2 separate regions of the Homo sapiens genome follow, and region 1 is linked to region 2. The links are chromatin loops, found by intact Hi-C in ENCODE. Cell type or tissue: tibial artery. All regions are shown on one strand. Region 1 overlaps B4GALT1 (beta-1,4-galactosyltransferase 1). Region 2 has its middle 33 kb from the start of SPINK4.

Evidence for each region. A loop is a pair of places that touch in the nucleus more often than their neighbours do. Peaks named below come from ENCODE experiments on the same cell type or tissue, not always from the same donor. Only the 100,000 strongest peaks of a DNase experiment are listed, where the experiment ranks them.
Region 1: a loop joins it to region 2, with 3 times the contacts of the local background. A loop is called at or near these places in 6 of 110 quality-filtered maps.

Annotation. Positions count from the first base shown.
Region 1 is chr9:33,143,295-33,148,294 of GRCh38, reverse strand. The region is part of intron 1 of B4GALT1 (beta-1,4-galactosyltransferase 1); the gene reads left to right. Among named protein-coding and RNA genes, the nearest start is that of B4GALT1-AS1, 21 kb to the left of the region's middle. In tibial artery, no CTCF peak of the experiment used is centred here; DNase peaks (open chromatin) are centred at 2,754 and 4,724.
Region 2 is chr9:33,204,694-33,209,693 of GRCh38, reverse strand. No RefSeq gene overlaps it. Among named protein-coding and RNA genes, the nearest start is that of SPINK4, 33 kb to the left of the region's middle. In tibial artery, no CTCF peak of the experiment used is centred here; no DNase peak of the experiment used is centred here.

The sequences.
Region 1 (5,000 bases), 61 kb after region 2:
CTTTGTTTTAACTTGTTTTTCTCTGATTACCAATGAGCTGGAGCATTTCTTCATATGCCTGATGGTCTTTGGGATTCCTCTTAGGTAAATTGCTTATTCATTATAATCCTTTGCCTGTTTTTCACTGGAGTTCTTATATTTTTCTTGAAGATATGCAGGAATTCCTTATACATCCTAGATATTAATCCCTTCCTGGTCTCAGACATTGCAGATATCTTCTGAATCTGTTATTTACTTATTTATTTACAATTTTTTTTTTAAGAGTTGGGGTTTTGCTCTGTCACCCAGACTGGAGTGCAGTGGTATGATCATGACTCATTGTGGCCTCGCAATCCTGGGCTTAAGCGATCCTCCCACCTCAGCCTCCTGAGTAGTTGGGACTACAGGTATGCACCACCAGACTTGGCTAATTTTATTTTATTTTTTAGAGATGGAAGTCTTAATATGTTGCTCAGGCCAATCTTGAACTCCTGGCCTCAAGCAATCTTTCCACCTCAGCCTCCTGCATCTATTATATATATGTTCACTTTGCTCATGCTGTATTTTGTTGCAACATAAAACTATTTTTCCCATTGTTTTGTGCAGTCTCTCACCAGCACTCTTCTTTTTCTGTAACTGTGTTAATGCCCTTTGTTCTTCCATATGTTAGGTATGCTGGTATAGTTGAACTCTGCTGACTCTCCTCAGTAAACAGTCTCTTTTTATGACACCTTATCCTCTACTGAATTCTCTCTATCAAGAATGACTTGGCCGGGCATGGGGGCTCATGCCTGTAATCCCAGCATTCTGGGAGGCCGAGGTGGGCAGATCACCCGAGGTCAGAAGTTCAAGACCAGCCCGGCCAACACGGTGAAACCCTGTCTCTATGAAAATACAAAAATCAGCTGGGCGTGGTGGCAGGTGCCTGTAATCCCAGCTACTTGGGAGGCTGAGGCGGGAGAATCACTTGAACCTGAGGGGGAGGTTGCAGTAAGCCGGGATGGCACATTGCACTCCAGACTGGGTGATGGAGAAACTCCATCTCAGGGGGAAAAAAAAAAAAAAAAAAAGAATGACTTGTCTTCCTCTTAGAGTGTGAGGTCTACATACAAATATTATTCTTGTATTCAGCAAATGTATGTCATAGGCCTAGTGTGTGTTAGGAACTGTGCTGTCACCAACAAAGTTTAGAGAGGTTATAAAACTTGACTGTAGCTTTTTAGAGGTGGAGGAGTGATTTGAAACCTAGGCTGTAATTCCTTCCTCCTGTGATTCCTTCCTACTGTGTTGCCTTCCCTTGAAAATTGCATTTGGGGGCCAGGTGTGGTGGCTCTCGCCTGTAATCCCAGCACTTTGGGAGGCTGAGGCGGGTGGATCACCTGAGGTCAGGAGTTCAAGACCAGCCTGGCCAACATGGCGAAACCCCGTCTTTACTAAAAATACAAAAATTAGCTGGATGTGGTGTGTGGTGACATGCACCTATATTCCCAGGTACTCAGTAGGCTGAGGCAAGAGAATCACTTGAACCCAGGAGGCAGAGGCTGCAGTGAGCTGAAATTGCACCACTGCACTCCAGCCTGAGTGACAGAGTGAGACTCTGTCTCAAAAAAAAAAAAAAGAAAAGAAAGAAAATTGCATTTAGTTCCTGTAGACTGTGTGTCAAATGTCTAAATCTCTTCTAACAAATGGCCTAAGGAGGTGCAAAGCGAAGCATCCTCACCAGCATCCTGACTTGGCAGTGAGGCATGGGACCCTGGAGGGAGTAGTGGTAAGTGTGACTCTGGAATTCTTCCTGGGCTACTTGTCAGTGACTGGCTCCAGATTGAGAGGAGAGCCCAGAGGACACAGGTGGCTGCCCCAGCCTGGAGGTGAAAGTCTTAAAATAAAATGCCAGATGCCTAGACCATTCTAAACCTTTCTGAGAAGCTGAAATCATCCCTTCTGGAAGCGCTCTAGTTCTAAAAGGACAGATATACAGCAAGATCTTCCTGGGGCTAATATGGAGTTTATAGGCAAGTAGGCCTCAGAACCTTTCCCTGGTAGTGATATCTGTGGGCAGGCACAGTTTCCACACTTTCCAGAAATTCCAGCGGAAGGAGTGAGAAGGAGGAATCTGCCCTTGAGTGAGGACCAAAGAAAGCAGAAATTCCTCTTGGGAATTTTTCCTCCAGAGACCAAACACTACTTGGGAGCTTGTTTACTGGGCTTTAAAAGCTTGTGACCCCCAGTCACTCTTTCTTGACCCCAAGGCTTTGCATTTCTGTGGCTTCCCCACTGGACAGAAGTGGAACTGTCATGCTGCCTGTTCTGGGGTCTCCCAGAGGTTTCCCCATGTCCTCTCCTTGCTTCTACTGCCCCACAGAATTGGGGATCTGTGACCACATATGGTATAGAATTAATGCTTGAGAATGGTTTAGTTCAGTGATGTCAAATAAGATTCACTTTTATGCCACCTCCATCAGTTGAAGGCCCCCCTGGCCCCTAAATTGGAAAAGATTCTGAGACAGAATCCCCGTGGGTACAGCGCAGGGACAGTAAAGGCACGTGTGCTGTGATTTGCTATCCACTGTGTGGATGCATCCAGGAATATCAGAACCCTGGAAGATTATTTAAGGGGAAGTTAGGACAGCTTTTTTGCCAATCCAAGGGTGTTCTTGAGGAAGTCTGTCTTCCTGTATGGCCTTCAGTTTCTTTCCTGTGTAACCATGGGGCCAACACATAATTCCCACAGCTCTATTGGCCCTTGTCTGCCAGGATTCTCTAGGGTCTGATTCGAGGTGGATCCTGGCCCTTTGAGGTGGCAGAATCTGATCATGGTGCTGTTTCCTTAGATTTAGGCCTTGATACCCTTGGCGAGAGCATCCTGGGCTGAGTGACCACCTGAGGTTTTTCTGGTGATTTTGTGACCCATGTAAAACTTTGAGCTTTGGGATTATTCTCTCAAGGAAATAGTGACATTTGGTGAAGAGCCTGTTTGGTGTGGCTATGTGAGGCTTAGCCAAGAAAATGCACCATTTTTATTAGGAGGTTAGGCCATCCGTTGCCACAAAGTGTCAGATGCTAGGCCTAGAGCCTGGAGAAAACTTATTTTAAAATTGATGGGGTGCTGGAGGGGTTGGGGGGTGGTGGCTGTAGCTCATGAATCAGGTGCTAAACCTAGAAACAAAAGGCCTCATGTGGCAGACTGTTTCTGAGCACAGATGAATGGATGAGCAACTGGCGCAACTTTGCCCAGTTGGTCCAGCTTCCCACTTGGCCACCTAGGCTTGCTGTGAAGACCTCGTCTGGCAGAAATGAGAGTGTTTTTGCCCCATCTTGATCTTAACTGTAATTTAAGACTAAAATCTTAGATTCTAAAACATCAAAGGCAAGATGGCTCCCAGCTCTGTGAGCTCAGCTTCTCACCTCTTAGTTGAACAAGTGCAGTGTGGGTCAATACATGATTGCTGCTCTTGCTGCCAGGAACTGTCCCAGCATAGAAAGGAATGGGACACAATCCCTGCCGTCAAGATTCTAAGGGAGGAAGCAGGCAGGTCGACTGGTGCCTCATCTCTGCAGGGCTCCAGCCAAGGTTTGTGAAGGATTTTGCAGGCATATGGAGTGGGGACTGATTGATCCCGAGAGGGGACTGGGGAAAGCTCTGAAGAGGGGATGACATTTGGTTTGAACTCCAAAAAATGGTTGCTTTACCTGTTTCCTGAAGTTTTTGAGGTGGCTTATAAGAACATATACCATAAAAAGGACCAATATAAATTTAAAATCAGAAAAAGAGAAAATGGGCTGGGCATGGTGGCTCATGCCTGTAATCCCAGCACTTTGGGAGGCCAAGGTGGGTGGATCGTGAGGTCAGGAGATCGAGACCATCCTGCCTGGCCAACATGGTGAAACCCCGGCTCTACTAAAAATACAAAAAATTAGCTGGGTGTGGTGGCACATGCCTGTAGTCCCACCTACTTGGGAGGCTGAGGCAGGAGAATCGCTTGAAACCTGGGAGGCGGAGGTTGCAGTGAGCTGAGATCGCACCACTGCACTCCAGCCTGGGCGACAGAGTGAGACTCCTCCTCAAAAATAAATAAATAAAGAGAAAATGGAACTTAGAAAATTAAGAGGAAGAGTGAAAAGGTAGATATTTAGTCAGGCACAGTGGCTCATGCCTGTAATCCCAACACTTTGGGAGGCCAAGACAGGAAAATCTCTTGAGACCAGGAGCTTGAGACTTGCCTGGCAACATCTCAGGTGAGACCTTATCTCTACAAAAAATTTAAAAATTAGCTGAGCTGTGTGGCTCGTGACTGTGATCCCAGCTACTCAGGAGGCCGAGACCACAGCCCAGGAGGATCGCTTGGGCCCAGCAGTTTGAGGCTGCAGTGAGCTGGCACCACTGCAATTCAGCCTGGGCTACAGAGCAAGACCCAGTTTAAAAAAAAAAAAAAAGATATTCAAACCATGGGTCCCAACGTAGTTATTATATTTGACCATTTGCAAAAGCTGAAAGCAAAACATGTTACACATTTTCAGAGAGGAAAATACACAGTAGTTCCTGAGTGTAAGTTGTTTTTCTTGACCTCATTCTTAAATTGCTTCATGAGGGTGGGAGGGAAGTGGTAGTTAATAAGTGAACCTGTAAACCAGCGTTTCTCAAAATGTAGTCCAGGGAATTGCATCAAAATTGCAGTTACCTACAGTGCTTGTTAAAATGCAGATTCCTGGGCCCCTGCCCCAGGCTTATCAAATCAATCTGGTGAGTAGGACTCAAGAACCTGTAAATTCACATACTTCTGCAGATGATTCTTCTTGCACTGCACAGCATGAAAGCCTCTGCAATAGACAGAAAGCTACCAGCATTGCGAAAGCAACTTGAGTGCTTGGCCTTTGAAGGTTGAGTGGGACTTTAATGAGGGAGAGAGTAAGGCATGAGAAATGGCAGTTCCACTGAGGTCAGTCAGTGGTTCATTGCTGACGAAGTCACTTTTAAGTCATGTTTTAGAAGAACTACCAAGTGTGGCAGGTCAGGCATGTGG
Region 2 (5,000 bases):
GCCACAAGCCAAGGAGCCCTTGGAAGCTGGAAGAGCAGGATTCTTCCCTGGGGCCTTTGAAAGGAATGTGACCTTGCTTTGATTTTAAACTTTTGGCCTCTGGAAATTTGAGAATCTTTTTTCTGTTTTAAGTCACCAAGTTTGCAGTAATTTGTTATGGCAGCCCTAGGAAATGAACACTTTCTGCAACACTCCGCCCACTCTGCAACATACACTCTTCTTCCAGGTTCTAGTAATCTCCCACCCCTCACTCCCTGGGCATAGTGGTGGTGATAGCTCTGCTCCTGCCAGACCTGGGTTTCTGCCATATCCCTTCTGTCTTCCCCATCCTTGTCCACACCCTTGGATATTCCTGGACTATTTAATATATCTTAAAACCACACAGCTGGGTGTGGCAGCATGCACCTGTAATTCTAGATAATCAGGAGGCTGAGACAGGAAGATTGCTTGAGCCCAGGAGTGCAAGACCAGCCGGGGAAACACAGAGAGACCTCATTGCAATTAAAAAGTAAGAATCAATAAATTAAAAGTCAATTAAAGCCACACAACAATATTTTGTGATTATATGTAAGAGTTAGGTTCTAGGCTCATGTAATTGTAATGTCAGACAAATGAATGATGAACCATATGAAAGGTGTGGGGAACAAGCAACAATTTATCATTGTGTGGGAGTGCCCTGTCACAGTACCTCTAGCATCCCTAGCCAGAAGGGTTCCACAATCATCATTACAACTAAAAATGGCCCTACAAACTTCCAATCCCCTGTCCTCAGAGAGTGGCATCATCTTATTGTGAACCATTGATTATATAATATCTCGTTTAATCCTTACAACCACATTTTGACATGGGTACCATCTCTACAGATGCAGAAACAGTCTTAAAGAGGTCAAGAAACCTGCTTAGGTCTGTCTGAGGTGGACCTGGAGTTCAGACTCAGTTCTGAGGAGACCTAAGGTCTGTGTTTCTAATTGCAAAACTGTACTTTGGGTCTTTGTCAGGGGAGAAGGTGGTGAGGGCTGGGGCAGATACAGTGCTGTGGGAGATCAAGTCTAACTCTTTGTGGAGAAGAGGGGCTCCATCAGAGATGTGCTAGTCTGGGTATGCTAGGCTATGTATAAGAACTTATAGCCTCAAAATCTTAGTGGCTTAAGAGTAAAGATTGATTACTTGCTTCAGCAAAATCCAATGCAGATCTTGATAGGGAACTCTCTCCTGGGTGAAATCAGAGATTTGGCCTTCTTCCATTAGGAGGTTTCACCATTCTCAGACCCTTTTGCTTCCAGCCTCACAGGTGGAGGAGATAGTGTGTAGAATTTTTTTTTTTTTTTAAGATGGAGTCTCGCTCTGTCACCCGGGCTAGAGTACAGTGGCACGATCTTGGCTCACTTCAACCTCCACCTCCCCAGTTCAAGCGATTCTTCTGCCTCAACCTCCGGAATAGCTGGGATTATAAGCGTCTGTCATCACGCCCAGCTAATTTTTTGTGTTTTTAGTAGAGACAGGGTTTCACCATGTTGGCCATGGCTGGTCTCGAACTCCTGACCTCAGGTGATCCACCCGCCTTGGCCTCCCAAAGTGCTGGGATTACAGGCATGAGCCACTGCACCCAGCTTAAGTGTGTAGAATATTTCATGGCCAAATGTGAAAGTGGTATGCATCTCTTCCACCTCCTTCCATTGGCAGAACTCAGTCACACAACATACCTACATGCAAGGGATCCTGGGAAACGTAGTCTATATCTGTTGAACACAGCATTGTCTCTGCAGAAGAGATGTTAAACTCATCCAGTCCCTATAGCTGGAGCATAAAGAAGGGAAGCTTAAGTTCAAGTGTTTTCTTTGCTATTTATCTATTGCTATGGTTTGAAGGTGTCCCCCAAGTTTATGTGTTGGAAACTTAATACCCAATGCAACAGTGTTGGAGATGGGGCTGAATAAGAGGTGATTAGGTTGTGGAGGCTCTGCCCTAATGAATGAATTAATGTCATTATCTCAGGAGTGGATTAGTTCTTGAGAGATTGGGTCTGTAAGAAAAGTGAGTTCAGCACACTTTTGCACTCTTGCTTTCACCCCTCTTGCCTTTCCACCTTTCATGAGGGGATGATGCAGCATGAAGGCCCTCACCAGATGCCAACACCTTGATATTGGACTTCCCAGCCTCCTGAACTGTGAGAAATAAATTTCTTTATAAACTACCCAGCCTGAGATGTTCTGTTATAGCAATACATAATGAACTGAGACATCTGTTAAATGACCATGCTCATGTCCTGCCCCCTTTAAGGACCTCAGTTTCCTCATTTGTCAGATGGTTATGGAGGCCCATCCCTCACAGCTGCATGATGACCAGATGTAAGAGGAGTAGGGTGCTAGTTGAAGGAAATCATGAAGAGAGCTGCCCCCACCTGAGGTCTGTCCTTGTCCAACAGCTCTCCTGACTCCACTGTCACCTTCTGCAGGCAGTAAAGCCCAGCAAGATCTCTTGGATCTTGAGGAGGCCAGGCTGCCTCTTCCTCCCTGTGAAGTCTCAAGCACCCATGGTATCTCTAAATACTGGCATTATTGGGGGAAAATGGTTCAGGGGAGTAAACAAAGAATCGGATTAGAAACTATCAGAGGCCTCTGGCAAGGGCCCTCAAGACCCATTGGAGGTGCTAGGGATCCAGGCATCAATCTAAGGAAATGCTAGAGCTATGGTCAAGGAGCCAGTGCTGGGGCAGGGATGAGTGATGCTCGCTCCAATGGACACCCATTTTTTTTGTCTTCCTAAAACCTCTTTTCCAGGAAACAACTCTCCCATACCCAAACCACAAGGTTGTAGTGGGAGCTGCCATGTTTCTACAATATGACCCTGACCCTTTGTCACTTGATTGGTCCAGGGTCAGGCACCTGAGCCATGCTGGAATATTGAAGAAAGAGAGAACAGAGAGCTATATTAACTCCCCTCCAGCTGATTGGCCCAACAACATATAACAGTTAGGTGCTCTTGGCAGCCATATTTTCCTTACTATATAGGAGTAACAAGCAGAAGAATCTGGTTTTATGAGAGAGAATGACAAACAGAAAGATTCCCAGTGGCATTTGAGTTTCTAGTTCTACTCCATTCCTGAGGCTAGGCTATAATCTAGTCCCTTGTCTCTATGAGATGTTCCAGTATCATTATAAATAAGTTCCCCTTCTTGATTAAACTAGTTTAGGTAGATTTTTGTTAATTACAATCCAAAGATCGCTAAGAAATAGTATGAACTTTATTATAAGATATATTTATTCATTCAGAAAATATTTGTGGAGCAACTACTGTGTTCTGGGTACAGTACAAAATGCTTGAAATTCACTGATGAATAGGATAGACATGGTATCTCCCCTCAGGGACCTTCTACTTGGAGGTAGAATAAAAGACTGGGGCAGGAACAGATCTCAAACAAGTAAATTTCAAGGGTTTTTTTGTTTTTGTTTTTTGAGACAAGGTCTCGCACTGTCACCTAGGCTGGAATACAGTGACACAAACATGGATCACTGCAAATTCGATCCCCTGGGCTCAAGCAATCCTCCCGCCTCAGCCTCTCAAGTAGCTAGGATTACAGGTGTGTACCACCACACCCAGCTAATTTTTTAATTTTTTTTGTAGAGACAGGATACCACTATGTTTCCCAAGCTGATCTTGAACTCCTGGGCTCAAGCAATCCTCCTGCCTCAGCCTCTCAAAGTGCTAGGATTACAGGCGTAAGCCACCACACCTGACCAAATTCCAGGTTTATGAGAACATGTAACAAGGTTATGAGAACATATGAGCTTTGGCCAGGTGAGGTGGCTCATGCCTGTAATCCCAGCACTTTGGGAGGCCGAGGCGGGCAGATCATGAGGTCAGGAGATCGAGACCATGCTGGCTAACATGGTGAAACCCCATTTCTACTAAAAATACAAAAAATTAGCCAGGCATCGTGGTGGGCGCCTGTAGTCCCAGCTACTTGGGAGGCTGAGGCAGGAGAATGGCATGAACCCGGGAGGCAGAGCTTGCAGTGAGCCGAGATTGCGCCACTGCACTCCAGCCCGGGCGACAGAGCAAGAGAAAAAAAAGAAAAAAGAACCTATGAGCTAAGAACTGAGGACTGAGTGGGAGTTGCGTAGAAGGAGCTGGGAATTCAGATGTAGAGTGAGGGGAGCATCCCATATAGGAAGAAGAGCATGAGTGATGATAACTCCATCATTAAGCCAGCATCTTTTGAAGAGAGAGCAATACTTCAGCTGAGTTGGGCCAGCTGAGAGTCCTGGTTTCTCACATTACCCAACTTTGGGCCCTCAGCTAATACATCAGTGAAAGACATTTTCTTTTTCCCCAGAAGCAGCCCAGCAGAGACCACTCCATCCTGTCCTGACTCTTTTCCTTGTTGAGCCATTACATAAGGAGAAATACGAAACACTTCCAGAAAGGCCTTGGCACACTGAACATGATTTGTATATCAATCTCTCCCTTTCATTCATGCTCCTGTCATTCATGCCATAGGAAGAATGCTAGTTTTCTTCCTTATAGCCACTATCCCACCTTCCTTACTCCTATATTGGGGGCAGCAATGTGCCTAGTCTTAGCTAAGACTACATTTTCCTTGCAGATAGGGATGGCTAATGAGAAGTAAGGGGAAGTGATTGGGTGGCGTTTTGAGAAAGCTGTATAAAGGAGGCTAACTTAGCTAGCAAGTACCACTTCATCTTTCCCCCCATCATTCTTCCTTTACCTCCCTGGGACATGGACTTGATGGGTGAGGCCCTAGCAGTCATTTTTTATCCGTGAGGTGATCTTAAGGAGTAAAGTCATGTGCCACAGATAGCAGAGCAGAAGACAAAATAATTCTAATCTGGAGACCTTGTAGATAGAGTCCCCATACCTGCCTGGCCTTTCCTAGGAGAAAACTAAGACCCTGTCTTATTTAGACCACTGTTGACTTGGATCTCTCTTAGTAGCAGCTGAGCAAAATTCTTCACTGATATAACCTCAAAATCCTCTTA